5 separate regions of the Mus musculus genome follow, and regions 2, 3, 4 and 5 are each linked to region 1. The links are chromatin loops, found by intact Hi-C in ENCODE. Cell type or tissue: left cerebral cortex. All regions are shown on one strand. Each heading gives the region's core, and the rest is flanking DNA. Links, peaks and the distances in the headings are about the cores only. Region 1 holds the start of Npas2 (neuronal PAS domain protein 2). Region 2 has its middle 69 kb from the start of Gm35222. Region 3 overlaps Npas2 (neuronal PAS domain protein 2). Region 4 overlaps Npas2 (neuronal PAS domain protein 2). Region 5 has its middle 17 kb from the start of Gm35222.

The links. Peaks named below come from ENCODE experiments on the same cell type or tissue, not always from the same donor. Only the 100,000 strongest peaks of a DNase experiment are listed, where the experiment ranks them.
Region 2: it touches region 1 in a loop (6-fold over the local background); 11 of 42 quality-filtered maps call a loop at or near these places.
Region 3: a loop joins it to region 1, with 2.3 times the contacts of the local background. A loop is called at or near these places in 13 of 42 quality-filtered maps.
Region 4: it touches region 1 in a loop (2.2-fold over the local background); 5 of 42 quality-filtered maps call a loop at or near these places.
Region 5: it touches region 1 in a loop (4-fold over the local background); 18 of 42 quality-filtered maps call a loop at or near these places.

What each region holds. Positions count from the first base shown.
Region 1 is chr1:39,190,250-39,196,548 of GRCm38, forward strand. Npas2 (neuronal PAS domain protein 2) reads left to right here and starts at 4,023. Exons shown (of 21, transcript NM_008719.2): 1 at 4,023-4,493. In left cerebral cortex, for the core only: a CTCF peak has its summit at 2,703; DNase peaks (open chromatin) are centred at 1,695, 2,544, 2,919, 3,502 and 3 more places; H3K4me3 peaks cover 3,478 bases; H3K27ac peaks cover 3,794 bases.
Region 2 is chr1:39,092,915-39,099,213 of GRCm38, forward strand. No RefSeq gene overlaps it. Among named protein-coding and RNA genes, the nearest start is that of Gm35222, 69 kb to the left of the region's middle. In left cerebral cortex, for the core only: a CTCF peak has its summit at 1,262; DNase peaks (open chromatin) are centred at 608, 2,508, 3,113, 4,750 and 1 more place; H3K27ac peaks cover 3,090 bases.
Region 3 is chr1:39,338,383-39,344,681 of GRCm38, forward strand. All of the region lies in intron 16 of Npas2 (neuronal PAS domain protein 2), which reads left to right. Among named protein-coding and RNA genes, the nearest start is that of Rpl31, 26 kb to the right of the region's middle. In left cerebral cortex, for the core only: CTCF peaks have their summits at 2,480 (motif pointing left) and 5,100 (motif pointing left); DNase peaks (open chromatin) are centred at 607, 1,288, 1,655, 2,028 and 1 more place; H3K27ac peaks cover 1,234 bases.
Region 4 is chr1:39,310,800-39,317,098 of GRCm38, forward strand. Npas2 (neuronal PAS domain protein 2) reads left to right here. Exons shown (of 21, transcript NM_008719.2): 6 at 1,042-1,162; 7 at 2,156-2,269. It also overlaps the pseudogene Gm3617. Among named protein-coding and RNA genes, the nearest start is that of Rpl31, 54 kb to the right of the region's middle. In left cerebral cortex, for the core only: no CTCF peak of the experiment used is centred there; DNase peaks (open chromatin) are centred at 1,099, 1,226, 1,862, 2,792 and 1 more place; H3K27ac peaks cover 2,794 bases.
Region 5 is chr1:39,007,578-39,013,876 of GRCm38, forward strand. No RefSeq gene overlaps it. Among named protein-coding and RNA genes, the nearest start is that of Gm35222, 17 kb to the right of the region's middle. In left cerebral cortex, for the core only: a CTCF peak has its summit at 3,301 (motif pointing right); DNase peaks (open chromatin) are centred at 3,311 and 5,225; H3K27ac peaks cover 373 bases.

The sequences.
Region 1 (6,299 bases), core at 610-5,609:
CTTCCCAAATGATCCTCTTCTGGCAGGGTTTGCCTCAGACGCTTTACCAGCAAAATGCTACCTATTCTATGTAACAAGGCATGGCATGATACTTGATTTTTCTCTTAGGTAGAAAGAAATTGATGTTCTGAGGTAATTGTCCACGACAGGCTTCTAGCTATTACATATACAAGGGCCTTTCCACCTGTGACTAGCTAGAAAAATGTGTTATTCTTCCAGAAGCAACTCTTTGTTCTCATTGTCTATCCTAAAACTGTGCTACGGTTACAGAAAGTGCATCCCAGCATGGTTCCCAAGCCCTAGGTAGTACCATAAGTACTGCAGTAGTCCAAACAGTCTCTCCCAAATGTCTCTAAAAGCAGATACCAATAACCACCCAGCCACCCAATACCTATGTGAGAAGTTAATTATATCAGTATTTCTAACTGAGATATGCTACAGATTTGACATGCAATTAGATCCAATGGATTAGTTGGATGATTTTTTATATATTTTGAAATATTGGTAATTAATGAAAATTTTCATCCTCCATTTCATGCCTTTTGATTTCTTGGAAAAAATATCGAGGGTTGCTTGGAAATCACTGAAAGACTTGATCAACAAAAGCAAACTCCTTTAAAGGATAAATGACTGGGGCCACGTGAGAATTTCCACCCCCACAATGCAGGTTTGAAGTGCTGCATCTGATCCGTGCCACACATTTTAAGTAATGTGTCCATCATGATGAACTATCGTGAGTTTGCTATCTCGTGGGTGCTCTGCCACCTTGTCCACAATGGCCATTCTGAGTTCCTCCTTTGAACTCCTGTCATCCACCCTATGTAGCTCATGTCTATCTCTGTCTCTCAGATTGTAAACCTCCTGTGTACACAAACCCCTCTCAGTGTTCCACACAGGGCTCTGGAAGGAAGTGTACAGTCAAACGCACGGAGAGAGCAGGAGGCCCTCCTTTGCAATCGGAGGGAGAACACGTTTGTTTGGGGACTACAGTCTCCACTTGACTCAAAGTCCCTCCTGGGTGAGAAGAAACACTCGAGAAGGGGTGAGGCTTGGGATAAGTATGACCACCACATTCACACAGTCTCCATAACAAACAGGAAGAAAGCAGGAAGGCTCCTCACAACCAATAAGAACAGGACAGCTCAAGCACTTGTTACACTGCAGACTTGTGTAATTAGGCCATGTCAAGTTTCTTAAAAGAGATCCCAATGGGTTTTCAAGCTGCCAGAGGGAGTTGGAATCTCTTTCAAAGAAAATTTTAAAACAAGAAAGAAAAAAGAAAGAAAAGGAAGGAAGAGAGAGAGAGAGAGTTCTAAATTCTATATTAAATCTGGTTAGAAACACAATTTCATCTTTATTGGATATTAGTCATAGCCACTGTTTAAAGGCACAGTAAAAGGCTGCTTGCTTAAAGGAAAAGGACAGAAGAACAGAGAGAAAAGTAAAGGAAAATAAAATACTTCCCTCCTCTAGCTGGAAAGGGGAACTCCAAACTAACAAGGGGTCAGTCAACTTTCTCTTTCCTCAAAAGCCTTTGAGTCAGAAACAAGCCTGAGGACGGCAGGGTTTGTAGGATGCTCGGAGTTCTGTGCACGTGCTTATTTTCTCAGAAGGAGAATTAGACAAAAATAATACAAATGGGAAATAAAGAGAATGACCTACTTTACTGGGGAGGGGAGGACCTCTGTGTGAGTGTTTTCATCTAATTGACTGGGTAGGGTTGCATGTCCAAATAAGGCCCCTCTGGTGCAGGTCCAGTTTGCACTGGAGAGGAGAAATCCAGGCCCCAGAACACCATGAGCCAGGACTAAGGCTAGCTCTTGGAACTGAAGCCTCAGAAGCTCCGGAGACCCCTTCTGGACACACACACACACACACACACACACACACACACACACACACACACGCACACGGGGAGGGGAGAGGGGGAGAGGGAAAGGGAGGAGAGGGAAAGGGAGGGGAAGGGAGAGGAAGAGGGAGAGGGGGAGGAAGAGGAAGAGGGAGGAGAGGGAGAGGGAGGGGGAGAGGAAGGGGGAGAAAGAGGGAGGGGGAGGGTGATAGGTAGCCAGGAGCCAATGGGGGCGTTTTCCTTGTCCAGGCCACTTGCTGGAATGTGAGATGTAGAATGACCCAAAGAGAGCTGCCAAGACAGAGCTCTGCCCCAGGAATTGAACTCAAAGGGTGTCAGAAAGCAGGTGGCCTTTGTGCACCTGGCGCGGGGACGTGGCTCCCCTCTTCCGGCTGGTCTAGCCAGGTGCCTGCCTGCCTGCCTGCCGTGATCTCTGGACGCCAGTAGAGGGTTGTTGTGGGTTTGGGTGAAACACGCCACCCCTGAGCTCTTCCGCGGGGCTAGCAATCTCCCCATCACCCCATTCGCGCTCAGAACCCCCTCAGCGAGTCTAACAGCAGGCCTGGTTCCCCGTACCCCGTCTGCACATCTGTCTTGGCTAGGGGTTTGCAGAAGCTTGGGAAAAGGGCTCCCTGTGTTCTTGCGCGCGCCGCTCTCTACAGCTTCTCTTTTTCTTGGATTCTCGCCTGTCTCCTCCCACAGGAAAAAAAAAAAAGGTCACGTATGTTTGGAAAAATATGTAGGTCAGTGGAACATTTCCTGCACTGGTGCAAAAGGAGAGAGGGCAGTGGGGGCGGGGAGGGAGAGGCCCGGCGCTGCTCCTAGGGCGCCTCCTGGCCGCAGCCCCCGACCTGTGGCCCTGGGGTTACAAGGGGACATTTAGCGGGTTCTTGCCGATCCTTGACCCATTTTCCTGACCAGTTAAGCTCGCCCTGGAGGAGGCACCGAGCGTTCCTCCCTAGCAACCGCTGCTATATTCCACGAACAGCGTTCACTCTCACATCCCAGGACCCTTCTTCTCACCTGGTGTTCCCTCACCCACCCACGTCCCCAGTAACCTGAGTCACGGAAGCGCAGAGGCCTGCCCTTAGAGGTCGGCGTGGGCGAGGGGGACAAGACAATCACATTCTAGCAAACACCCCCACCCCGTGACAGCACAGTGGCAGTGGGCACTGAGATGATTCCCATTTACCCGGGGCACGGATTCTTTGCTACCCCCCTAGTGACAACTTTAGCAGGACCCTGGCCGGCAGCTCCTCAAATGTCAAGCTCGCCTCCCCTCTTCCAGGTTCCGCACTAAGCACAGTCTCCCCCTTCCACCGCGCCCAGTCCGGACCAGACTGGCCGGACCCCCACGTCGATACCCCCACACCCCCCTCCCCAAGCAGCCCCGCAGGACTCGCAGAGGCCCTGGGGGCGCACCGGTGTCTGCCCCGCCGAGAGTCGCCGGGGGGTCGCAGGGTCCGCGTCCCTGCGGCACGCGCTGAGTGCGCGGCTCACACTGGGTTTGGACCGTAGGGGGGTGGGGGGAGCGGGTAGCCGCCGGAGCCTGGAGGCTTAAGAGGAAGAGGAGGAGGAGGAGGAGGAAGGGGAGCGGGAGGAGGAGGAGAAAGAGAAGAGGGAGGAGGAGGAGGCGGCAGCGGGGCGGGGAGGTGGCGGCGGTCCCCAGCTCTACGCGCCCAAGAGTTTGCGGCGCGAGCGGCGGGCTTTTCCGCAGGACCCGAGGGACCCGCGCAGCGGCCGCGGAGCCCCGAGACCCCGGCGGCAGCGGCGAGAGCAGCGCCTCCCGCCGCCGCCCGGGAGAAGCTCCCCGAGCCCGCCTGCCGCCCCGGCTCCCCGCGGCGGCGGGAGGCGCGTCTCCCCGGCCCAGTCGGTGCCCGGCCTGGCGGGGCCGCCCCGGCCCGCTCGGAGGTAAGAGGCCACCGCGCTTGGGGACGCACGATCTCGGGTGGGAATACGTGCGCGTGGCTCGCGGCTCTGGTCACCTGCTCGCTAGCGCTGGGGACGCGCGGGGCAGGGAGGGACGCTCGGGCGCGACACCGCGCGAGGCTGCGCAGCGCAGGCACCCGGGGGTTGGGGCGCGGGGAGGTGAGTCCTGCGCACTCCGGGTCCTGCCGCCCTGGGCTTCGGGTCCTGCCAACCGCTGCAGCCAGACAGACGGTGGGCTCCCGGAGCTGCTCGCCAAGAGAGAGGACTAGGCACCCCAAACATCGGGATTCGGGGGTCCTCCGAGGGTGCTAGAGGGGTACTGCGTGCCCGGACAGAAGCTTTCAAGATTGCCCGCTGCCCTTCCAGAGCCCCACCGCAGGCATCCCGAAGCGTAGGGAGCCCGGGACGCCTGGAGAGTGTGGTTGCCTGGCCGGGCCCTTGTGTCACTACGTTCCTGGGTCTGACTTGGCTTAGGGCTGGACTGAAAGCCCAGTCTTTGTGCTTAGACAGCTCTGCGCTCCTGGGACTCCCCGGGTTGGATGCTACAACATTGTTTTAGTGGGAGGTGTGCCCCCTCCCCAAGTAGAGGAGGGGTGCGACCTTGACTTTTCTAAAAAGCCACTTAGGGTGGGAAGCAGGGGGCAGGGACAGGTACCAAGAGGCTCAATTCAAAGCCAGCCTCCCCCCTCTGCCCGCCTCTCCTTAACTGCTTAAGGTAAGAAAGTTTGTTTTCGGCTCTGTGGTTCATAAATAATTAGTAACCAGTTTTGTTGACAAGGCAAGATGGAAACCTTAAGCATACACGCGCATTTCCACCGACTCTAGAATCTCCTAAGGTTAAATCCGGGAGTCTTTAGTTCGTAAAGTTGTAGGCTGTAGCGTTCAACAGGTGTTGCAAGGGTCCTAGAGGCCCCAGCTTAGGGTTTTTTTTTCTCTATCCATTGCGTTAGGATCCGCCCCTAGTTCGCGGTTAGCTTGCTTCTTTACAGGTGAATATTGAGTCGTTATTAACTGCGTCGGCGGAGACAGCTAGTCTGTCTCAATCACTAGAACTCTATTATCCTTAATAGGGTTTTCTTTTATAGGAGGGATTTCCCATTTGGACTTTCCAGGTAGTTAGTCCTGAAGCAGTTCCTGGCAGGACTCAGCTCTGTCAACACCTTCCTGTCTCTCTCTTCACAGAGAAGTCCCCATCCAGCGAACTGGCCAACTAATTATGGCTTGCATGAAAAACGGCCAGCCCTGGAAGGCACCCTTCAGACTCAAGAGCAAATACTGGCTTGATCTTCCTTCCTGCTGCTAAAATTTCTCTGAAGGAAAACGTTGCCAGAAATAACCTCCAATCTCTTTTTAAATAGCCCCTAAATAAATATAATCCTGTTTTTAAAAGAGATATTGCGATCTGGGCCACTATTTTACAAAGCAAATTTTTCGTTACTGACAGATATGAACCAGTTGAGGTACTGGTGTTTCCCAGCAGTCTACTCTTTTGCCATTTCCCCTCAGAAACCCGTACCTCTATTTATTTGGAGGTCATCCCGCTGTGCAGATGTGGAAAAGGTTTTTATTCCAACTACTCCCTAGAGTTACATCTTGAGGGGTAGGAGAGGATATACTCTAGAGAAAGCACATTATTAATAAAATGTTACAACACACGCCCAAGGGTTAAACATGCCTGGAGAATGGAGTGAGACAATTGCAATGAGTGTGTTGAGAGGAAAATTTCCTGGTATGATAGATGTTCACATGGTAGCTGAAGAGATGACCTTTATATAGAAAACAATTGGTGTTTTTTTTTTTTTAACTTACCTAGTTGTTTGTAACAATTTGGTCTCTGCTTTATGTTTCTGGCTGCTTTGTAATAAAAATGTAAAAAACAATGAAATCAGTAAAAACAAATCACAATTTAAATCCATCTTTTGGGAGCGTCTGTCTTAGATCTTGATAACCTATATTAGTAGCTACTTCTCAAGTGCCAATGTCTTCAGGCTAAATTAATACGTAGGTTTCTCTCATACATTCTGGGTATATGATCTATGTGTGTGTGTGTGTGTGTGTGTGTGTGTGTGTCCAGAATTTTCCTTATAGTAAATCCTCAGAAGCCAAAGGGCTAAATCTTCATGCATTTTTAAAACAAGAACACGTGTGCTTTGTCCTGGATGCCAAGAGCCACTGTGAACTTTCCACAGGCTGTTCTGGTTGATCCCACACACACTGCAACGTCTCCCCCAGCAGAGGTCAAATTGTGAAGGGTTTGAAAATAGCCTAGTGAGTCAGTCCTCTTGGCTGCTTTACTCTAACAGTTTAATTGGCTTCATCATAGCAAGTGTCTAATGGAGCTTCACATTTACGTAGTGAAAATGGTACTTGAAGCCGCATTGGCTCACAGGGATGTTTCATTAGCATATCCCTCCCCCGCCCCGCCCCCATGCTGTTTGTAGCAAAGACAAGTTGAGGACTGTCACATCCCAATCTTTTCCTCTCATCACCATGAGGCCATGTTCACAGTAGATGCTCAATA
Region 2 (6,299 bases), core at 445-5,444, 98 kb before region 1:
ACACACCTGCAGAGACACATACACTCACACTCTGGCAGGGACACACACACCTGCAGGGACACACACACACACCTTCAGAGACAAACACACACACACACACAACCCTGCAGGGACACACGTACACACACACACACACACACCTTCAGGGACATACACACACTTTCAGGGACACACACACACACACACCCTTCCTCTCTTCAATCTCTAAATGAGTAGGCAGCTTGCAGCTACAGGAGCATTTTGTGCTGGTATCAACAATGTGGTTTGTTAACCGGGAGTGAGATTTCTAGATAATTAGGATATTCTAATTTTCTGGGAAAAAAAATCATGAATTTAAAATTTTTCAAGCCATACTGTGCTTTTCCTTAAGGTAGATAGATGTTACATTGCTATTAAATGTCATCCCTAAACTGATGTAAATATGAGGCAGGATGTCATCTTTCTCACCTGCCAGCCATATGTGGTACAACACTTTTCCTTCTTCCACACTCAACAGCTTGCCCACCTAAACCCTCTGTGCACTGCCTCCCTCTGTCACGGTTACAGACAGAACCCGTGACAGCAGCACCCTGTCAGTCACCTTGGAAACTATGGACCAAGATGCCAGGCACATAGCTGGCAGGTGACGTTTCAGGGGGTGCATTTCCATTCTGCTTCTGGGTGGAGAAGGGTGTGGTTTGGATCGCTCATTGCTGTCAGAAGGAAAGTGGAAATATATGTATTCACAGTACAAGTTGCAGCACCTCCAGCAAGATCTACCACCACAGCAAAAGAAACCCATTCTATCCTCTTGCTCCAAGTGATTGATTTATACTCAGAAAGATGGGCATACTAGGTATAATACACACATACACACACACACACACACACACACACACACACACACACACACACACACAGAGTGAGAGCCTGAAAGAGGATTTTAAAGTGGTGTTTGCAGTCCCATTAAAGTTCAGTCGTGATGGCAGAGCCAGAGTGAAAGGCCAAATCATTAAAGTACAAAATGCACCTGATAGATAATAGATGGCCAGTAGGAAGCGTGGATGCAAACGCACAGGGCTGGGGGAGGGGAAACGCACCACGGGGGTGGGTGAAACCAATACCTAAGGTGCCAACCCAGCACCATTCTGCCATGATTTGGAGATGGTGTGACTATCCCCCAGGGGCTCCTCAGTTGGAAGCTTGCTCTCCAGTATGATGGCACTGAGTGGGGGAAACTCTCAGACATGAGATCCAGTGGAAGTGAGCAAGATCACAGGACACTCTCTAGCACCCCTCTTGGAAGGAATCATTGCTGATCTTGCAGAGTAAGTTAGCGTCCTCAAGAACAAGGGGCTGTGAAGAGAGTTTAACCTCCGGATCTGTCTGGCTTCCAGTCTAATCGTGTGATCCGTCCCTCTTGTACACACCGTTAATATGATATGTCCGCCGTGAGATAATACAGCCAGCAGCCTCACAGAAAGCTAACCTTCCGTTGTCCTGTCTTAGATTTTCAGCCTCCAAAGCTGTGAGCCAAAGGAAACTCTTAATTCCAGCACTTGGGAGGCAGAGGCAGGCAGATTTCTGAGTTCGAGGCCAGCCTGGTCTACAGAGTGAGTTCCAGGACAGCCAGGGCTACACAGAGAAACCCTGTCTTAAAAAAAAAAAAAAAAGTGTCCATGGCATGATAATCATCTTTCTAAATGCCTCCAAAAGTGGAAGGGCTGTCTGTCTTTCAGGTCCGAATAGCAGACTGAGGCTGAGCTGGGAGGCAGAGGTGCCTCATGCCCCTGGCAGTCCTGCAAACTGGATCGCTTCCAGTTACTGCTTGATTCTGGACTCGGACTCCTACAGCCAGTTCCCAGCCCCACTGACTAGCTGGCAGGTCAGAGTGGGCACCCACCTTGTCAGCATGCTCTCCCTCCTCTCGGGGACACAGCTTGTAAGATGGTGGTGGCGTTTTAAAGGTGTTCTCTCAGCACTCATCCGAAAGTGCCTGAGGCACACGAGTGTGCAAAGTACCGAGAAGGAAGTTGGCCAAATAGGTTGTGGGCGAGATCTTTCTAGTCTCCAGAGAGACTACTCCACATTGCTCTCTGTCTCTGCTTCTCTCAGCCAAGAGATGTCACCAGCCCAGCCTGGCTAATGGCACATCCTTATGTGAGCAGCTGATACGTCAGCTGCTGGGTTGACACAGGTAGACCTAGAGGTCCTAGAGGAGCTCATGACCTTCTCTTGCCTCTGTAATAGTCTCTGAGGCGTGATGAAGAGAGTTTGGTCATCTTTGGTCCCTCCTAAATAAAGTCTTCCTAAGAATGAAGACAATGGGAAGAAGCTCAAACAAGAGAGACCAGAGGATCCTTTCAGAGCCCTAAGATTCAGTCAAATCGGGAGCCAACAAACACTATCTTGAGACATTCCCGTTGCGGAAGTTCACACCCACTTTAGGCTGCACCTGTCTCTTGCCACTAAAAGTCCTGGAAAACACACACCACCCTCTCCAGATTATTTAGAGAACAGGCCTCTAAATAATGACAATAGGAAGAGCCAATTCTGCTTCTCATTATACATCAAGTCATCCTGTGGGGAGTCTGGTCCTACATAGTGGAGATTCTCATTCCAGAGACCTGGGTGTGGTCTGCACTTCTTGTGGTTTCAGAGAGTAAAGAGTAGTGAAAACAGGCACTTTTAGGAGATCTGTTATTGAGGGGGAAAGGAGACTTGGTGCTGTTGGGGTGAAATCACAATAAGATATCATTTAGAGTCCTTCTACAGAGTCACAGAAGGGTCGTCACACACTGTGACTTGGTAAATCTGGACTAGGTCTTTCTGATAATGACCCTCAATATGATGACTGCAGGGATCTTACTTGGCATTTTAATCCTAGGAAACCGTTTTCATCTGCCCTTTAGGCTCATTCTATGCCTGGCAGTGCTGGCTTCCTTCCTGTTTCATCTACTCTGCCTGGATACCAGTTCCTGTGGATCCTTTGCCCGGCCTGGAAGAGCCTGGCCATCCTGACTGAGCCCACTCTCCACAACACACACAGCATCTTTGTGCCTGTCTCTATCTACCAGGGTCTTTCCCCAGCCCCAGGCTAAGTTTCCCATCTCTGCATAAGGCATTTTACCATAACATCTTCATTTAGCTATGCCTTTCCCACGCATAATGCTTGGCGTCGTCAGTGCCACAGAATCCGGAATCACTCGGGAGGCAAGCTTCTGGTCATGCCTGCGGGGGAACTGTTTTGATTAGGTTAACTGAATTGAGATGACATGTTTGTTGTGCATGGGACTCATCCCCAGGGCTGGGGTCCTAGGCTATGTGACATGAAGGAAGTCGGCTAAGCATCCATTGCTCTGCATTTCTGATCATGGCTGGCACGTGACTAGCTCCCTCAAGCTCCTGCTGTAGTGATCTCTCCACTTGGATGGACTCTAACCTTGGACTGAGAGCCAAAATGGACCCATTTCCTTTTTGTTAGGGTGCCTTACCACAGCACATGAAAAGACGCTAAGACGCCATGACTGAAGGAGACTGAAGGAGAAAGTCAGAAAGCCCTTTATGCTGTGTTCAGAGAGAGGTGAGCAAGAAGTGCACGTTCTTTCTGATCCAAGCGCTGTTCTAACTGACCATGGCCACAGTGTTCAGGTCAATCCCTCATCCAAAGAGCTTCTTGCATCTTAGCCTCACCCAAGCCTATGCCCGGTGCCTTCTGATTCCTAGAATCTCAAACCCCCTCAACTCCTGAGCACTGACTACAGGTCCATGGCCAAAAGCCAATACAACCCTTTGGAAATAGTTGCTGGGTGTGTGGGGAGAAGCCAGATCTAGATCCTCAGTCCTAAACCAGTAGAACATGACCCTCTGCAGCTGGGCAGGGACTCAGCATTTGACCACACTGTTCTTGTGCACACTGAAGACATTCCGGCCCTGAGCAAGGAACACAGAGATTAGTGCTGCCAAGCTGCCAAATTGTCCTCCACCCCCACCCCCACCCCTGCACAGGTAATATGGCAGGGGCTCTCAGATGAAAGGCAGGAAGGAAGGAAGGAAGTGTTGGGCTTTTGACTAGGTGATGTTTCAGAAGTTTCTGTTTCGAACACCCTGAATTTGGAGGGCTGAAAACAATGATTATTTTTGGCCTCGTTATCCTTCTCCTATTTAGTGGGTAATCATTGTCAGAAGAGTATTGACTCTTCCCTGGCCTAGCCTCATACAATAGTCTAAAAATAGGGCTTTGCCTCTGAGTTCTTGATGTTCTCATTCATATATATATATATATAGGTCCATTGTCCATTCTAGCTTGTCTGCGAACATCCATTTTGCTTTTCTATTTCCTAAAATAACCTCTCACATTCCTCTCTGAATGACTTCTCATTTTCCACATGAGCACAGAGGCCCTGTGCTGGTCAGAGCTGATCTGCTCCACCAACCAAGCCCTACTTCCTTGGGTTTTCTATTTCATCTCATGATCCAGAGGAACAACGCAGAACTAGAACCTTCTTGGCAAATGTCTCACTTGCAGATGTGAAAACATTCCCACCCTGCCCACTTTCAGAGTTAACCTAATCATAGAGACACTTAGAGGAACCTGTCTGGGATCTAAGTGTCACCTCTAAAAACGAGGCCCACGCCCCAGCTCTGAGATGGGAATTCATTGGAAGGGAGACTGCAGAGTGACTTCGCAGAAGGAACGTGCCAGGGAGGCGTATTGATTCAGTGTGAGCCCTGGAAATGGCATTCCTCTGCTGGATGCTGGGAAGTTCTCATGGGCAGACATATTGCAGCCTTGGCATGATAGCGGATCCTAACGCCCTAAATAGCACGGCTTCTTTTAAAAATCCCTCTGGCATCTGCCCACAGCACCCACACCCAGGAAATGGTGGGTGGGGTCTGTTTGCACCCACTGCGGTGAGCTAGAACAAGTTCACTCACTCAGGAGAGGAGTATCTTCGGAGGCAATGCTTGCAAAACACAGAAGGGCAGCTCTTCTGTGGAGCCATTCCATTCGCTTTGGCTTTCCCTTCTGTGGCTGAGGCCCTGCTGTGTCTACACATATGCTGCTGCCCAGGCCCACATGGTGAGGCATCCCCAGCCCCCACTAAAGCAAAGCCCCCTTCATCTGCTTGGCAGCAACACCTTCTAACCCTGCATCTGAAGGCCAACATGTCCTGGATCCACAGTGAGCTCACTGCAGGACCAAGACTTCCAGTTCTTTTGCAGCCACCTTGCCTAAGCCTGGTTTTCCTCTTCCTGCAGGGCTTCCCTGTGCTCATCGGGTTCTGGGGAGATGGACTCAGCAGGATATGGTTGACTCCATAATGGGGTTCTGTCATTCTGGGAAGCCCCAGTCAGTCCCATCAACCAAGACTAACATCTATTATCCAAAGGCTTTTCAGAGTCGCCCTTTTTGTGCATACTTGCCTATGCCATCTGTTGGACAGCTGCTCCTACACAAGGAAATTCATGAGCAGGAGAGATTTTTAAAAATCTAGCCTGGTACCGAAAGCAAATAGCTTATATAGAAGTCTTGTGTCCTCCCACTCTGTGGTTTACCTGGGAAAATGCACACCAACTTTCCAAAGACAGAGATACACACAATGATGTGAATGCCGACTCTCGTCTATGCAAGGCTATGGAAGACCCATGTGAAACCTTTGCTTTCTCATTCCTCATGAGTCAGTGAGCTGAGGAGGCCTCAGAAGTTTCTTCTGTCTTCTTTGGGGTGTCTCATGGCCCTAGAGTCAGGTTGCTGGGATGTCCTGGAGAGCTTCATCCACATATCACCATGTGTGGTTAAAAGGCTGGGGTAGTTGGCCTTCTCATTTGGTTCACCTGGTCACCCACACTGCTAATTTGGGCTCATTGTGGGTTGGTGGCCCATTCTGGAAACTGCCTGCAATTTATTCCTGCTGGGGGAGGGAAAATCAGTTTTCTCCAAAGTAATGTCATTGGGTTTATCAACCACACTGCAAGGTAGGCCCCATGCCCAGAAGTCATTGGCCAACACGGAGCAAGCATTCTTAGAGGGCAAGCTTCACCGTGACCCAGCCTCCCTCCAGCTGCCATCTCTCTGTGCTTTGGATGAGCCAAGGACACTCTAGAGCGCACCGGAAGGCAAGATTTCTTGAGCGGTTTCAAATGCAGCAGTCTATCACCAGCCATCATTCCACAGATCCACGCAGGGACAGCCAAGTCTGGTGCACATTAACTAGGGAAGCAGATTTTGGTGTTCCCTTTTCTCCGGGGGGAAACGAGGGCAGACATAGATCCACTTGTGGAAAAGATCTCACCAGCTCCCCAGGACAGGAACTTTC
Region 3 (6,299 bases), core at 518-5,517, 150 kb after region 1:
CAGAAAGGACACTTCAAGAAAATCACCACAGGACTATCCCTGCCCATCCCCCTATGACACTGACTCGTTAGCATCCACTGGCAGCACCTATGAGAGAAGAACAATGCTGCAAACTAAGAAGCTGTTTCATGACAAGAGTTACATTATGACCGTGTGGTTTCCTTGGATGACCCCAGAGCCCTCTCTCCGGAGGTCTGCTCAGCTCTGCTGGGACGCACAGGGGACATCAGTTCTGCCTTCTGATCCTGTCCTTCCTGCCCCTGCATAGCACACTTACTAGATGGGACACCCAATGCATACCCAGGCAGAAGCCCGGGCATCCCTTTTTGTATTCCTGTAAGAATTACTCAGCAAACTACACAAAAGTCCTTCTTCGCTTTCCCTGCTGCGGTGACTCCCCAGTGTGGACACTGGAAGACGCCTAGCAGTCGCATGAATTTAAAAGCATGGCTGCCAAAATGTCGAATTCACAAAACGCCACTTGTTACCACTCTTCCCAGAGTGCGATATGTTTTTCCTCACAGATCCGTAACCCAGTCAGTAGCTTTGAACTTGTCTCGTTTTGATTACTTTAATGGGGTTTTATACTGACGGGAAGGGGGTGAGGAATTGAAGCAGAAAGTGCTAAAAAGCAAGGTGGGCGTCTGAACACCCTCCAGAGTGCTGGAGCTTTCTGCTTCCTGCCTGCGCCACCTCAGAGCGAGATTTTAAAATAACAGGCAATAATGTTATTGCTTTTGCTCCCAGTTGTAAAGGGTGTGATGTGTCCCCATCAGGGGTACATTTTGTGAACCCCCAACACATAGATTATGCTGAAGTACATATATATGTATCTGAGTCCGTCAAACAGCCATGAAAACACAGCCCTCCTGTGCATGCCTTCCCTGTGGAAATCAAGTGTTCTACTGCACCCCACACACACCCTGTACATACCAGGCCCTACAGTTTGTGCGTCTCTGTGGCGAAGTAGGGCCTTCAGTCTGCACACCTCCCTAAGAAGCCAGGCTCTCAGGTGCTCATGTTCCTATGCAATGTAAAATCTCCATTGCACACAGCCCCGTGTGGGAGCCAAGCCCCCCACCCGCCCCCAGTGCACACCTCCCTTGCAGAATCTATGTCCCAGTGTGTGCTAGTGAGTTCTTTTAGAATTAGGCTGCGAGGAAGTTCTCTGAGATGTTTGATGTTTGCTCTGGGGCAAAGGTGAAAGGTGCACAGGAGCCAAGCTGAGCTGAGGCACTACAGTCGAGAGAAAGTGGCCTCCTTAGCCTACAGCTTCTGCATGGAAACCACGCCCTCAGTGTGTACATCTCCCCAGTGGATTCTAAGTCCTCATTGTACAGCTGCCTATAGATGCTACACCCTCGGCATACAGCTCCCTGTGCATGCCAAGCTGTTGGATGCACAGCTCCCAGTGGAAGCTAAACCCCCTGGTGCACAGCTCCCCTGTGAATGCTAACCCCCACCCCATCCCACCCCCATGACTACCTGCCCTGTGGATGCTTAACCCCCTGGTGCATAGCTCCCCTACAGATGCTAAACACACACACACACATGAATACCTGCCCTGTGGGTGCTAACCCCCCTGGTGCACAGCTCCCCTGTAGATGCCAAGCCTTATCTGTGTTTATTCCTCTGCACTTATCTTCAAAGTGGAATTTTCCAAAAAGAACACGGAGATCCACAGACAATCAAACCAGAGAACGTCTCCTCCCCGAAGCCTGGCTTCTTGTTTTTCACAAGACTTAAATACATCCTAAAAACTCCTACCAAAATGTGATCCTTGAAAAAAGAAAAAAAAACTGATTCAACTGTAAAAATTTAAGCAAGTGGAAATTATTCTAGCCTCCCCAGCCTTTCCCCAGCCCCCCACACCCCCTAATCCCCCTTCCCCATCCTTACTTCTGCACACACACCACCAGAGAGGAAAGACAAGAGATAAGGATGACACATTGGCAGTTTGCCGAAGCCGGGCAATGATGCCGTATTGTACCGACTTTTTTGTAGTGTCTCCATATTAGTGATTTCTGTGTGTCCTGTAATGACACCAATGAGGTGTAAAGTCTGCAGGTGTGAATAGTGGAAAAGTATATTTAAGTGGGATCTATTTGTTCTAGCATACGTTTCTTACTTGTTTTGAGGGACTGTCTTGTTTTCTGTTTGCGTGTTTTCTATAACCTTTTGAGGTCGGCTTTTGAGAAATCCAAGAAATTCTTCGCTGTTGGTAAAACGGAGGCACAGACATGTATGCCCAGATGCAAACCAGGATTCCCTACCCAGCCAGGGTCGTTTACTGCAGTTCAGTGGGCTTACTTCATTGGTTCAGAACTGAAGTGTGCGCTAGTGCAGTCTTTTAAAATTAGGTTAGGAGGAAGTTCTCTGGGATATTTGATGTTTGCTCCCAGGTGAAGGTGTGCTGAGGTCCTCCCGGTCACGAGAGAGTGGCCTCGTGCTTTTTTGAGCACGTGTGCCCTCTGCTGGTTATTCAAATGAATGCCTATAAGGACACCTGCAGCCGTAGTAAGTAACATGTTCCTTGATTGGCTCTTTGAGACAGCCATCATTCTAGCCTAGCAGCCAGCCAGCCAGCTGTCCAGATATGTATGTCTCACTCGTTGGAGCACTGGGAGAGGAGGAGGATAAAGACAACAGGTTTTTTATTCCTTAGAGGCCACACACAGTTGGGACAGCATAACATATCAAACCATTAGCTCCATGACAAGAGCAGAGACAGTTTGAGCAAGAAGTTTCATTCTTTTGTTTGTTTGTCTGAGTGTTTTTCCATTCACTCCTTTAGCAGATCTCTGTACCCACAGTCAAAAGGGGAAGATCTCTTTCTCTCACTTTAAGAATAATGCCACAATGTAGCGCTCCTTCCACATTTGTTTCACCTTACCTACTTAACATGTGCTGACTTCATGACTCTTTCCTGGACAGTTTTATGTTGATTTGACACAAGCAAAAGCCATCTGAAAAAAGGGAACCTCAGTTGAGAAGATGCCTCCATAAGATCAGGCTGTAGGCAAGCCCTTCTTAATTAGTGATTGATGGAGGAGGGCTCAGCCCCTTGTAGTTGAGGCTACTCCAAGGCTGGAAGCCCTGGGTTCTCAAGGAACACAGGCTGGGCACACCATGAGGAGCAAGCCAGTAAGCAGCACCACTCCGTGGCCACTATAGCTCCTGCCTCCTATTCTGTCTGAGTTCCTGTCCTGACTTCCTTCGTTGATGAACAGTGACGTGGAAGCATAAGCCAGATAAACTCTTAATCCCAGCTTGCAGTTGGCCGTGGTGTTTCATCACAGCAATGCTATGGGGTAGCAGGATGTGGGTACTGCTGTGACGGAGCTGAGCGTGCGGTTTTGGAAGGATCGTGGAAGGACTTTGGGATTTGGGATTAGAAAAGTCATTGAGTCTTCAAAGCTTGATGGGCTATTCTGCGGGAGCTTCCGAGGTGAGAATGTTGAGAGACGTGCAGGGGGAGAGGCCTGACTTGTGAGGTTTCTGGGAGAAGCAAGGACTCTACAGGGCCTTTTGAGTGGAGAGTCTGTGGTGTCCCGTCAGCTGGAGCTGAAAACTTGGCTGTGATTAACAAGAGGCCAGAAACAGTAAAGTGAAAACTTTGTTGCTGGAATGCTGGATGCTGGTCAGCTGGGACTGAGAAATTGGCAGTGATTAGGAAGAGAGCAGCAGCAGTGAGGTGAAATCCTCTGGGAAGTGTTTCCTGAGTCTCTCTCTCTCTCTCTCTCTCTCTCTCTCTCTCTCTCTCTCTCTCTCTCTCTCTCTCTCTCTCACATACACACACATACACACACATATACACACATACACATACACACACACATGCACACACAAGCTTGTTCCAGAGGTGGCCAAGGTTGTACCTTACACAGTCAGCTAAACTTGGTAGTTTAAGAGTCACCCAGCTGATACTGGTTTTAAAGGCATGAGGGGTCATCGTGAGCAGCTGAGGCTTGCCACTGTGAGAAGCCAGGAGAAGCCATTGGTGAAGGTACAGCCTCCATAGCAGATGAAGGCCCAGGATAGAAGGGGGTCATGCAGAGAACTCGAGGCTTGGCACCATGAAGCAAGCCTATGAGAGGCCATGGTGAAAGTGCAGCCTCAGTAGCAGTTTAAGGCTTAGGGTGAAAGGGCTCGTGTAGGGAAGTTAAGGCTTGCTCTGGGCCATGGTGTATTATCGCAGCAATAGTAACCATAACTAGCACAGTCAATATTATAAGAATGGGGAAACCAAATCACTGGGAAAGTTATCAATATTGACCAAGATTATTCTCAGTGGTGGGACTGCATGCAGAACTCAGTGCGTCTTCTTTGAGGCAAACTATAATGCCTGCCACAATGAATCTTGCATTAATTTGACCCTTGGTCAGCAAGCAAGCTATATCCTGCCCAAAGGAATATAGCAATTGGCTTGAACATGAGTTTTTGCCGAAGCTGAGAGATCCTGTTTAACCCACATACTGTTCCGAAAGCTTACGCTAAGGGACAGCTGGAGTCATATAAAACACTGTCCCTCGAGGGTGCGGGTACTGAATCTGAGATGTGGGAAACCCAGAAATTCTTCTTGCTAGGCTTCTTCCCACACTCCTGTAACCTGAGCATTTGGGATGCAGATCTCTGGGAGTTCAAAGCCAGCCTGATCGACATAGGGCTACATAGTAGGACTCTGTCTCGGTGTTTTCCAATGGGGTCTTAGGTGGCTCCGGGGAGTTGGTCAGGGCCCACAGGTTGAGAACCACTGCTTTAAAATAATCAAGAGCCTTCATTTCACAGCTGTAGGTTTCTGGGTTAGGATGAGGTATGAAAGATTGTTGGAGAGGATGAGACATCCGGTCCAAACCCTGAAACACAGCACCACCCCCACCACCACCCCCTACCACCACCCCCACCCCCGCTGACCTTGGCATCATTGGCTTGTGGCTCAGGTTCATCTATGAATGGAACATGGGGTGAGCTGGCCTCTGGGTGCTCCTCACAGTATGTGCAGAGTGCAGGTTCATCCCTGCCTCCCCACATCTCCTGTGGCGTTCAGGGAACATGAGCCTGCTGCCCTCAGGTGGGCACATGGTTGTGCTGCCCTGGTTAGAAACTGTAACTAAATCTACCACGTGCCACAAAGGAAGAGCCTCCCTCTGCAAAGACCGCAGAGTTGGGAGCTTAGAATGGGTCAGGTACAACAGGAGCCATGATACAGACTATCAGCGCATGTTTCCAATGCCCAAGAGTTTTGGCTAAAAGAAATATTTGCATGCTTTTGGTTAAGTTATTACTAAGATTATTAAAGTTGTTCCTTCAACATTTAGACTCAATTTGTAAATCGTATTTTTTTTTCCTACTTGCAACTCTAATTGGGCCTTAAGACAGCACTTGGTGCATTTTGCTTGGTGCATTTTCTTTTTAAGCCACATCCAATTAGTTTATATGGTGAACAAACTGTGGATAATCCACATTAATGAACAAAGCCAATGGCAATGTAATATTTCAAAATCTGAAGCTTTCAGACACCCCATATACTCAATACAGAAAACATAAAAGTCAAAAAAAATCAGTTACTTAACTATTTAAAACACTTAACTATTTAAAATGAAATTTAGTAGCACTTCGGGTGTCCAATGAGACTGATTCCAGAATCTCCAGAGATACTAAAATATACAGATTTCAAGACCTTTTTATAATACAACATGGCATTGCACAAAACAGGTCCACATCCCCCTGTATTCTTTAAACCGAGTCTGTCCAATCCACAGCCTATATTGTGAACTCTCAAGGTCAGCACAATGTTGTTTGGGGGGGGGGAGTATTTGTAACTTGATTGCATGGTTTTTGAACTCTATAGATGACAACATCCCATCCCCTCAAAATAACAGGCCACCATTATTCGACATCTTTACGTAGCCTAAGACAATTCGTTTTTGTCCAGTATGGCCTGGATACGCTAAAAGGTTGTGACCTCTGCTTTGAATCATCTCTAGATTGTTTGTATACCTCCAACAGTGTGTGTGCTAAGTAAGTACTTAGTATAACACATATGTTTAGGAAATATTGACAAAAGGCAATCTATAGTTGGCACAGAAGAAATCCTCTTCCAAGTGGTTTTGATCTGAGTCTAGAGAGAGAACCCCCCAGACATGAGGATCAACCTTGTGTGGTACAAACTGTTTGAACTAAATCAGAGTCCTCACAAATATTTCAGCATTTTCTTGAACTAATAAAGGTACCCGCAGCCTTAACTGTCTAAGACAGCTTATGTAACAAATCATGATTATAAAACCAAGTGTGACTTT
Region 4 (6,299 bases), core at 593-5,592, 120 kb after region 1:
AGCATTGCCCATCCTGGTCATGTGCACACGCCTTTTCTACATCATTAGTCTCCAAATGATACAGCTCTGTATATATGTATATGCATATGTGTATGTGTATGCACATATATACATACATACATACATACATACATACATATTGCTCAGGCATTGTGAGGCTGTTAGAGATGATCTGAGTCTAGATCCTGTGAAAATACTGTACCACGGTGTCCACAGGAGAACCCTAAACAATCTCCCGGACATATTGAAGAGCATCTAAAACCCCTTTAACGGTTTTATTCTTCAACAGTTTGGTATACAATGTACTCTGGTCATTTTCACCTCCCATTACCCTTCTCATCTCACCTCCCTCCCACTCCCCTGGAGCCTTTTCTTCTAACCAATCTGCCTCCCCTTCTACGTTCATGACTTTTATGTCTTATTTTGTTTGGTATGACCCAGTGAGTTTTATCAAGGTTAACTATATGAGCATAGATTTAAAGGATCATGGATAACTTACCAGTGGCTTCACAAATGATTTCCCCCTCCCCAGCGACCATTCATCGCCAATCAGGGAGGAATGGAGCCTCCCAAGGCTCTTGGATGGAATGAGGATGCGAACAGGTCTTGGGGAGAGAACCAAGGCTGTTGTGAGTTTGTGAGTACCACAGCCGTGCCATGTCCAGGAGAGAGCCTCCCAAGCCTTTGACCACTTTGCCCCTTCCATCTCCTGGTCCCCTAGACCACTGAGAAGGTCAAGTATAGGCATCCCTGGGACTTTTACTTGTTAATCAATTTATTTTCAGCTGATTAAGCCCAAGGCCTTGGGCATTCTAAGCAAGTGCTCTCTCACTGAGCCACAGCCCCAACCCCTGTAAAACCCTTTTACATCGTGATTCTAAGGTGCAGAGGAAGAGTCCATGAAGGGTCTTCTCAGACCTCGTGGCCCTCGGCTTTCCTCTCTGAAGCAGCCCTGAGCTGCCAAGAACTCTGAGGCTCTGCCTTTGCTCTGAAGTTCACTCGGTCGAGCGCACGCCTTTTTCTCTTTATTTTCTCTTGCAGGCGGATGTCATGGATCAGAACTTGTTAAATTTCCTTCCAGAGCAAGAACATTCCGAAGTTTATAAAATCCTTTCTTCCCATATGCTTGTGACGGATTCCCCCTCCCCAGAATTCCTAAAATGTAAGTCCTCCCTCCTGGTGTTGTTATTGGATCTGAAGACAAGAATTTTGCTCTAGCTAGGGAAAGGAGGTCAGAATGAATTAAGAAGGAAGGACTAATTTTAAGGATAATTTTCCTCGTGACTCAGAACATTTCCAAGATCCTTTTGAGGTATATTTTAAGTTGAAGCTAAAACTGGAACTTGGAGCACGTACGACATTTTAGCTTTTATGTGGAAACGTTGAAAGTATAGCTTCAGAATAATAACATGTTTCATGTGTATGGCAAGAGATGCCTTTTTACATGAGAGTAATAAATAGGGCAAAATTCAGGGAGCAGGCTGCTGATCTTAGGGAACACTACAATGTAAAGTTTCTGTGGCAGCAGATAATCAACTGCTAATTGAATAATTAGGTTGGAAATCCATATTCTGTCCTCCTGCGGCTGTCTTCTGGTTATTTACTTGCATGTGCAATTTTTTGGAAGTTTGAGATTTATATCAAAATATTTGGCAACCTAGATAGAAGGCAGGCCTCGGTGTGTGCTCACCACGCGCCGCCTAACGAAGCATACGCAATGGCAGGCAGTAGCAAAGACGCTTGCATTTGCTCAAGCCTCAGTCCATTTCCATGCATAATTGGTCCCGTCGTACATCTGATTTCCCTTCAAAGCAAAGCAAAAAAGAGATTAAATTAAAGAGAGCGGCTCTATGCGAGCAGCTTTATTTTAGTACGCCATGTGAAAACAACCAGAACTAATCGATGCCGACATAACCAACCACAGACATCTGTGGGTAGATTGACTAATTGGGTCCAAGTATAGAATACGGAGTATGGATGAGCTGCAGGGAGAACGGCCTGGAGCTGCAAGGGTTAGAAGCCAGGTCTAACGGCCCGTCATACGGAGAAAACCACACAGGCCACGCGTGGAGCAAACCCTACAGGCGCAACTTGTTTAGTCTGGAGTCTGTGTAACCCTCCTCTCCCTTTCTCTTTTCTCCCTCTAACGACCCAGCTGACAACGATTTAGAGTTTTATTGCCATCTTCTCAGAGGCAGCTTGAACCCAAAGGAATTTCCAACTTACGAATATATAAAATTTGTAGGAAATTTTCGCTCTTACAACAATGGTAAGCTTTAATCGTCCTATTCTTTCAATGGTGTCTTTTATCATGCAAACGTGTACCTGAGGTCCCAAGAATTATTATTTCATGCCTGCGTTTGGATTTTTCCTGTTTCTGGGACCAACAGAGAGAGAGAGAGAGAGAGAGAGAGAGAGAGAGAGAGAGAGAGAGAGAGAGAGAGAGAGAGAGAGTATGTGTGTGTGTGTGTGTGTGTATGTGTCTGTGTGTGTGTGTCTGTTTGTGTTCACCAGTGCCCTCTCACATTCAAGAGTGCATCTTGTGCCAGTGTGCACACTCACCCTGAATTGTATGAGATCCATTCATTTGTTTTCGAGCTGATGAGATAATCTTGTGCAGTGAGGAATAGTTTAGTTAATAAGGACCAGGCTCAGCCTGCAGACTCTGCCAAACAGGCCTGTGCTGTGACACCCAGCTATGTCCCCTTTGCTCCCGGCATGTTTGTCTCCCCTGTACAGACTGCTGCAGGTCTGATGTAATAGGCCTGGCTCACAGGTCTTCACTCACTACCGTCCCTGTGCACACTTAGTAAGGAGGCTGCTTTACCATGAGCCAGGAATTCTGCATTGGAGAAATTATCACACAGAAGTCAGTTTGATTTTCAGAAACTGCCAAAACGGCTAGTTGCCCAACCTCTAACTGCAGAGACATGAGCTCTAACCTATACTTAAACACTCCTTCTTACTTGTGACCCATGCTAAATGGGAATACAGCTCTAATGCCAGACGTTTCAAAACCAGGTTCCTTTCTGGGTGAAGCACTGAAAGGCCCACTTCCTTATTTGCCATGGCCCTCAAACGCCACACAAAGTAGAAAAGCTAATATTTCCTAAAACAGCAAAGAAAAAAAAAAAGCAGAAGGTGCTGATGGGAACTGGGGGAGGAGGAGAAAAGGAGGGAATGATATCAGAAGAAAGTAGAGTGGGTGCTGAGCTGCAGAGAGGAGGAGGGCCTGTGGGAGGCACAGGGAACACAGAACAGCTCGAACTTCTGCTGCCTTAGTTACTACTGTTTGACTCGGGACCCACCTGGGGCTGTTCACTCCAGCCAGATTAGCCCAGGTTCCAATGGAGCAAGCCAACATTACAGCACCGCGTCCCAGTGCTGAGGCTAACTGGATTTTTTTTTTTCTTTCCACCCTAAATGATCCTTGGCTGCATGGTATTTGAATAAACACACATGCTTCATTTAAAAGGCTTCAAGGAGATGCTAAGTAGGGTAAACCTGCCAGCGTGATTTTCAGGTCCTTGTCCAGGGATTTTGCCTGGAGAGTATCCTCTATGGCTGGCTTGGCTCTTCAGGGGACCAGTCCATCCAGGGGAGGGAAGGCAATTCCTTCTTCTATGTGGGCCCCTAAGTCTGAATGAAGCCAAGGCCTGACCATGTCTGATCTGGCTAATCTGAAAAGCTTGGTCAAACTTCATGAGACAAAGTTAAGGAAGCCGTTACACAGCAGTAAGTGGTAGACAGCAGGCTGCCCGCCCAACTGAAGAAGTTGGCATCTGATGATAGGAAAGCCAACACCATGCCAACCCCAGAACAGCTAGATGCCGCAGCTTGTTAAAATGCAAATTCTTAGGCTTTGTTCAAAGATGCAAGTTCAAGGGGCCCAAGGCCCAGGACCATGAGGAGTGACTATAGGAGTCTTAAACATTGAGAATTCATTATTGTATCATTCCCTAGAGATCAATAGTGCTCCTTCCAATCAGCTCTATTGTTGACTATAAGGAAGGGGCTATTCAACGAAGGCATGAAATGTGCTGACTTGTTAAGAACTAAACCCACTCTTCCTGGAAGCAGCCAGAGGTCACCTGCCAAGATGGTTCGCTACTCTCTTGACCCAGAAAACCCCACAAAATCATGCAAATCAAGAGGTTCAAACCTTCGTGTTCACTTTAAGAACACTCGGGAAACTGCCCAGGCCATCAAGGGTATGCATATCAGCAGAGCCACCAAGTATCTGAAGGATGTCACTTTAAAGAAGCAATGTGTGCCATTCCGGTGTTATAATGGAGGAGTTGGTAGGTGCGCCCAGGCCAAACAGTGGGGCTGGACACAGGGTCAGTGGCCAAAAAAGAGTGCTGAATTTTTGCTGCACATGCTTAAAAATGCAGAGAGTAACGCTGAACTTAAGGGTTTAGACTTAGATTCTCTAGTCATTGAACACATCCTGGTGAACAAGGCACCTAGGATACGCCGACTAACCTACAGAGCTCATGGCGGGATTAACCCATACATGAGCTCCCCCTGCCACAGTGAGATGATCCTCACTGAGAAGGAACAGATCGTTCCAAAGCCAGAAGAGGAGGCTGCACAGAAGAAAAAGATATCCCAGAAGAAACTGAAGAAGCAAAAACTCATGGCCCGGGAATAAATTCAGCATAAAATAAATGCAGATAAAGTTAAAAAAGAAGAAGAAGAAGAAGAAGAAGAAGAAGAAGAAGAAGAAGAAGAAGAAGAAGAAGAAGAAGAAGAAGAAGAACTAAACCCAACTACCGTAGGATCCAGTCACCCCCACATCTTAGGGCACACCCAAAGGAACGAATGCAGGGATTGAAGAGGCATTTGAGCACATTCATAAAGAGTTGCAATGGCCAAAAGTTAGAAGCAGTCCCATTGTTCTTCAGTGGGTGAATGGATTAAAAGTGTGCAGTACCCTTACAGTGAATTGTCACAGCCTGTAAAAGGAGGGGAATTCTGGCATATGCTCAACATAGCGGAGCTTTGAGAATCATTGTGCTAAGTACAGTAAACCTGCCATCAAAGGGCAAGCATCGTGTGATTCCACTCAGATGCGGCACCTATCGTAATTAACTTCATAAGGATAAAGTGAAGGGCGTCTGTCCCGGGCTGGGGGAGGGGCCAGTGAGGAGTTGCCGAGTGGGTATCAGTTTCCATTTGGTAAGACCGAGTTCTAGGGACGGACGGTGCTATCAGTATACAGATGTGCTTGACACTACTTCTGCGTATATTTAAATGCAGTATGGGAACCGGGATGTTGCTCAGCAACATCCAAAAAGAAAAAAGGCTAGGTGGTAAACTTTATTCTAAACAGTGCTTTATCATAATATCTATAACATGTGGGACTGTTGGCCTTAATGGTAGCTGCTACAACCGCAGAATATCCTAAGCATCCAAAGGCACAGAGGGAAAGTCGCCCTGGCTCTCAGACTGAGAACTATGGCCGCTGCTCCCACATGGCCTTGCGTCAGCAGTGCGCATGCTCAGTTCAAAGACCACCCCTGTGAACTTGTATTTCTCTTACTAAAAAGCTTCCATACAGTGCTTTAAATCATCCCATTGTATAACATATCTTAGGAGGTTTCAAGGATGTAGGCGGGCTTCATTCTTACCTGAGCTGTATTTTTAGTTTTTTTGTTTTGTTTGATTTGGTTTGTTTTGGTTGATTGGTTGTTGTTTTGTTTGTTTGTTTTTCTTTTGTTTGTTGTAGCAAGGCTTAATTTTCACTTCAAGCTGAGACCGCGTTGGCTTGCTTGAAAGAGTGTGTGGAAATTATGTGTGACTTTTTAACACTGCTTTTTTTTTTTTTAACTGTTGCTGCTATAAACACGAAGCATCATCCAAAGCAAGAATGTTAAAAGCAAGAGCATAGTGTCCCTCTAGAGCATCTTATATGAGCTGAAGTTAGAAAGGCTAGATGTGGACAAGAGTCCCCAAGTGTACATAATGACTTGGCCTGAACGCAAAAGACCAGAAGTGAAATGAAGAGGTGACTACAGTTAGCTGAGAGACATAAATCTGATGTTGCTTATGTTCCTTTCCACCACAGCAGTGTGACTGGAGATAGCCCTAATGTACTGCTCATTTAAAGCTCTACAAGAGAGGACCTTAAGTGTTCTCTAACCACAAAGAAAGGATCAACATTTGAGGAGGTACCAACACTTGCCCTGGTTTGAATATTGTACAACATACCTGAAACATCACCTGGCTCCTTCTTACTATGTATAATTGTTAGGAGTCAACCTAAGAAATAAGGGCTAGGGTATAAGTCCATAATG
Region 5 (6,299 bases), core at 477-5,476, 180 kb before region 1:
AGCGGTGGAGAGAGCGAGAGGGAGATGGATGCCATTAAGAGGTAATTACATTTACTGTAAATGGGAGCCTGGGGAAGGAGCTATTCTAGGCAGGAAAACCCGTGACACAGGAAACCCAGCAAGGCCACTTGCTGATTGATGGCCGTGTGCTTTCTGAATCAGCTTTGCCTATGGGGTGAATGGTGTTACCACTGTGCCTAGTGCCCTGGGCCTGAGTGGAGGTGCTTGCCAAAAAACTGTGTTTCCCAAAAAGGGAAATGGGAACCGTGTAGTCCACTCCGAGTCTCAGAATGCAACTTCTCTGTGGTTCACAGTTCCAATGTCCTTCGTTCCTCAGTTGCCAGGCATCATCTGATTGGACAAGGTAGAATTTATTATTGCCTTTGAGTGAAACTAATTTTCATTCGAGTTGAGGTCCACAAAGGCAGGCAGTTCTGGTTCGTGCGCAGCAGTGGATATCTGCAGGGCCCTGTGCAGAGACATGTTGGCTACATGTGAATGTGTAGCCTGAAGTCTGTGCAAGTCTCACATTTTACCAGCTGAGAAGACTCAGGGTTCCTTCTGGGCCAGTGTTTATGTTAATAATCATAGAATTACATCATCACATCTGAAACTGAGCTAGGACAGTATAGGGTAAGTGATCTGCTATATCATTATTTATTTCAAGTTATTGACTTCATAAATAAAAGTTATTACTCTATGGGGAGCAAATTATTTCAGGTGCACACACACAGATACACAAACCTTGGCTTTGATAACATGCTATGCCTTTGTCTTCTTAGTCAATTGCTTTTTCCTTATACCCTCATTTTCTCCTAACTCTTCATACTATGTTAGTTTCTGCTGAGCCATCCCTAGACAGTCTTGCTTCTACTTTAATGGTACACATGATTTTAAGCATCTATTAATTTATAAAATCTAAGAATCAATAAGACTGGCTTAATTCACTTAATACAGCTATCTCCAACAGTGTCTGTTTTCCTATAAACAATAAAACATGGTTAACCTTTTTACTGGCTAGTTTTGTGTCAACTTGACACAGCTGGAGTTATCACAGAGAAAGGAGCATCAGTTGGGGAAATGCTTCCACTAGATCCAGGTGTAAGGCATTTTCTCAATTAGTGATCAAGGGGGAAAGGCCCCTTGTGGGTGGTGACATCCCTGGGCTGGTAGTCTTGGGTTCTATAAGAGAGCAGGCTGAGCAAGCCAGGGGAAGCAAGCCAGTAAGTAACATCCCTCCATGGCCTCTGCATCAGCTCCTGCTTCCTGATCTGCTTGAGTTCCAGTCCTGACTTCCTTTGGTGATGAAAAGCAATTTAGAAGTGTAAGCTAAATAAACCCTTTCCTCCCCAACTTGCTTCTTGGTCATGATGTTTTGTGCAGGAGTACAAACCCTGACTAAGACAATACCTCTATCCACATGATCCAGGCAATGGCCTACCATTGAGGCAAGGAGATCATTTCTTGTAGCAGATCCTTTGCCCACTGATATCTCTCAGCCACTCATAGGTCGAGACTGTGCCATCTCTCAGGAGGCAACAGTGATGGTTTCTACATGAATTTCATGGGGATTAATGGAAGTTTAAGTCAAGTGTCTTAGTTGGAGTTTCTATTGCAGTTGTCACTGGGATAGACTGACTTGGAGGCCTTTGGGTAAATATCTAGGAATAGAAGGTATGGCTAGGTCATATCTTGGGTCTATATAGGTTTCTGAGAAACCTGCCTACTATAGAATGGCACTACTATAAGCTGCCATAGGGGCAGGACATGTTTACATTCTTGCCCGTAGTGTATAGTGTATAAGGTTCTTAGGGTTTTATTGCAATGAAGAGACACCATGACCACAGCAACTCTCACAAAGGAAAACGTTTTATGGCAGCTGGCTTACACTTCAGAGGTTTAGTCCATTATTATCATGGCAGGGAGCATGGTTCCATGCAGTCAGACATGGTGCAGGAAAGGTAGTTAAGAGTTCTACATCTGATCTGCAGGCAGCAGGAAGAGAGAGTGACACTGGACTTGGCTTGAGCATCTGAAACCTCAAAGCCCAGCCACCAGTGGCATTTCCTCCAGTAAGGCCATACCCACTCCCACAAGGCCACACCTCCTAACCATGTCAAATAATGCCACTCCCTGTGAGTCTATGGTGGCCATTTCCATTCAAACCACCACAGCTGTCTTTCACGGCACGAGCATCTGTGGTTACTTGCTTTTTAATGACTGGCACTCTGACTGGGGGGAGCTAGAATCTCAATGTAATTCTGCTTTACATTTTTCTGATGCTTAGTGAGCCTCCAGGTTGTAAAAAACATTGTTATCCATCATTTGTATTTTATCATTTGGAAACTGCTTACTGAACTTGATAATCTATCAGCTGAGCTGTTTGGCTCTTTAGGTTTTTCTCGAGTTCTTTATATGGTTTAGATGCTAATCCTGTCATGTTCAACTAGCTAGGTTTTCTCTGATCCTGCAGGCTGTCTCTTTATTCTGTAACCACTTTCTTAGAATTTATTCCAAGAAGTGGTTTACAGGGTAAGAGGTAAATGCATGCTGCATGTACTATTTTTATATCTAATACTGAAGTTTCCTCTGAAAACATACCTAACATTAACACTTTCACAGATACTTTGAGTGCCATTAAACATCACAGATCTTTAATTTCTTGCTCATTTTTTTTTGTATGTTTGTTTTTTGTTTTTGAGACAGGGTTTCTCTATATAGCCCTGGCTGTCCTGGAACTCACTCTTTAGACCAGGCTGGCCTCGAACTCAGAAATCTGCCTAGCTCTGCCTCCCAAGTGCTGGGATTAAAGGCGTGCACCACCACCACCCGGCCTGCTCAATTTTATTTTAACTGTCATACATTGGTAATTTATGGCTCCCCCCGCCCCCTTTTGGCAAGGTACAAGGTGTTGAAGATAAAACCCAGGGACTTGATTGTTTAGATAAAAGCTCTACTGTTGAGGTCTGCCCCTGAGACAGGGGCAATAGAGGTAGCTCCATGCAACAGGGACAGTTTCCATGGCTCAGCTACCCTTCTGCAACGTGACATGGAAGCCATGATTTCCTGTGGGCTTCCTGCCGCGGAGCTGCGGAGCAGTGTGAGTGCTATACTGACCCTGATGAGAGCAGTGAGCGCTGCTAGCCTGCAAGCCACAGAGGGCAAACACCGACCGACCATTTGCCACCCAGGTGCTCTTGCATCCTAGGTTCCTGGACCAGAGCTGGTTTGCTTTGCCTTTGCTGTAGTAGGAACTACACTTTCCTGCTAATCCTGTTGGAGCAAAGTGGAAAGAAGTCACCACTAGGTGTCACAACGAGTCAAGTTAAAGCCTAGTTGTGGCGAATAGTTAAAGGCATTTAGTGTGTTCAGCTCCATCTTTTATCAAGCACCTGTTGAGCATCCGCTGGTCCTAGGGAGCTCGTCCAGGCCGGGCCTCCTGGCTTGGTTAAGGAAAACTCAGTACCGGGTAGAGAGGGAACTCGGGTTGATGGAGGAGGCAGAAGACTTTTCTTGAGGGAGATGCCTTTTGCAGTGTGTGTGAAGGATCAGGACAGTGGGACATTTGTTCTTCTTCCCAGGAAAGCACCCTGAAATCTGGCCTAGCGCTGGCTCTTGCCCCAGGTTGAATTTTTCCAACATGGAAGGGAACTTTGGTGGGAGTGGTGTGGGGGTCAGGGGGTCAGGGAGCTGTGTTGATGGCTTGTTCTTAGCCCAGACTGGTGGTGCAGGCCTGTAATCCTAGGCATTTTCGAAGCTGAGGCAGGAGGATCTCAAATTCAAGGACGGTCTGGGATTCAGAGTATGTTCAAGAACAACATACTGATACTCCATCTCAAGATAATGACGATGATGATGTTGACAATGACAATTGTGATGACAGAGGCTTGGAGATGTGCCTCACTGCTAAAACCTCTTGCCCCATAAGCATGAAGCCTTAGGCTCAATCCCCTGCACTAAAAAAAAAAAGAAAAAGAAAAAAAAAGTCATTCTTTACCTATTTTATTAAGATACTGCTTTGTTTTTTGCTTTGTTTCTTTCTTCAACACAATCAAGAGAATCTCTCTGAGACACAACTATAGCTCAATCTCATGCAGCCCCTCTTTCTGTGAGATTCCCTTCACAGGCGATCCTGCATTGGCTGACTAACCACCACAGGCCTCTTTGTTGAGTGTCTGAAATATCTTGTAATAGTAGAATAAATCCAATGCTAGTGGCTTAAAACAAGAGGAAAAACAAAAACAACAACAACAAAATAAAACAAGCCAAAAAAACAAAAACAAAAAAAAACAAAAACAAAAAACAAAAAACACACCAGGCCTTGTTAGTCCTTTTAATTTATATTCCTTATATTGAAATTCAGCACAAAAACTGAATTGAATATCCCAAATGTTTATGAAAATAGTATTTATTTTCCTAAATCTATTGTTTGCTGGTGGGATTTTGGAGCCTTCTGAATGAAATTCTCCTAAATAATAATATTATTTTTTTAAAAAATTTTCTGGTTGCTGGTCTCCTGGGCAATTAAGTGTTCTCTCTGCTGCCCCCCACCTGCCCCATGCTAACACCCCACATCCCCCTCTCTCCAGGATCTTTATCCCAGGATAGCCTTGAACTCAGTATCTTGGCAAGGATGACCTCGAGTGTCTTGCTCCCACCTTCCTAGCGCTATAGTTACAGGAATGTGGGAGCACAATTATTTTAGTAGTTTTTACAGGAATAACGTTGGACTCTGAGAACATAGCATTTGAAAGAAAAGTTTTCCCCATCTGCTGAGGACCAATCACTAGGTTACAAGGACAACGTGGGACATTGAGAGTTTTAGGGTTGGGGTGGGGCAGGAGATAGGAGATCTCTAGGGCTGGGGGACACTGAGATAGAAAAAGTATAAAGAAAGGGACAACAGTTTGAGGTTCCTCAAGCTGCAGGTGTCTAGCCTTGGTATCACCTACTGTGTGCCCCTTGAACCAGTCTTGCAACATCTTCCACTAATGTGTGGTACCTGTGCTGTCAGGCAGACGTGCACATGCGCACTCACTCGCTCATGCACACACAGGTGTGATCCATTGGGCCACTGTTCCCATCTCCACCCTGCATCTCCACCACCAGAAGAAACCTGTTTGAAGGCTGTGGGTAGTGAGCTTGGCAGGAGCCGGGGGCGGGGAGCAGCATCAAGAGAGGCTTTTCCTGTACCCTTTCCCTCACAGCTTTGGATATATTCCATCATCTCCCACGCACATTGCTCATAACACGTTAGTCACCATAATCTTAATCTACTGAACAATAACATTCTGTGCTCCTCATAGCGCCCCGGAAAGTGATTTCGTGGCTGTCATGACACTTAACACAGCGTCGCCACACTTACTTTGGAGAAGTTAAGCTGCTCGTGGGGTTTTAGTAGCAGAAGTTTAAAGCACAAAATTACCTGAATTGACTCACACAAATGGCAAACAGTTTTTCACAGTGAGTTTAATTATTTCTTTGCTTCCTTTCCTCTGCTTGGAATATTTGCCTCCTATTTGATCATTAAAGTATGCCTGCTCTGAGGTTACCTGCCTTGTACCCATCTCTGTCTCATATGCTTAGGATCATGAGGAAGGTGTTTGGATTCAAGCTCTGCCCTTGCCCTTCATTATTAATGAAATATGGAGATGATGCATCCATAAAGGTAGCATGATGGTTTGAGATGGTTCACGACAGGCGAGCCATACCAACTCTCTGATCAAAATCTGCACTGTATGTAAGTTCACCAATAAACATCTGCAATTAGCCAGGCCCCAGCCAATCAGAAGTTGCATCATTTGGGTCTCCACCAAGCAGAGCCTCAATACACAGATTTCCACCAATGGGATTGGTTCGTCCTGAGGCAGGAGTCGCAGGTGGAAGCAAAATGACCACACAAGACTTCCCTGACTCAAAACTCCTGCCTAGCACTTGGCAGTAAAACCCTCCACTGGCCTCTCCTCATCTCCACGACAGGCTCTGGGGCTGAGAATCTCTGCCTGTCACCATTGCCGTTCTGCATCTTGGTAATCTGATTTTATGTTTTGAGTAACAGTGGCCACACTCTAAATTTGCTTGTCTCTTCAGAAGCCTCCTAAGTTCATGAATAAGCAATAAACATCAGAATTATCCTGGCCAAACTTGGAGTTCCAGTCATCACAAAACACATCCAGCAGGAAAGATGCATAGCTCGGTGGTAAAGGGTGCATACTGAAGACCCCGTGTTCTTACACAGACACACACATACAGACACACAGGCACACACACACACACACACACACATGTGCATACACACA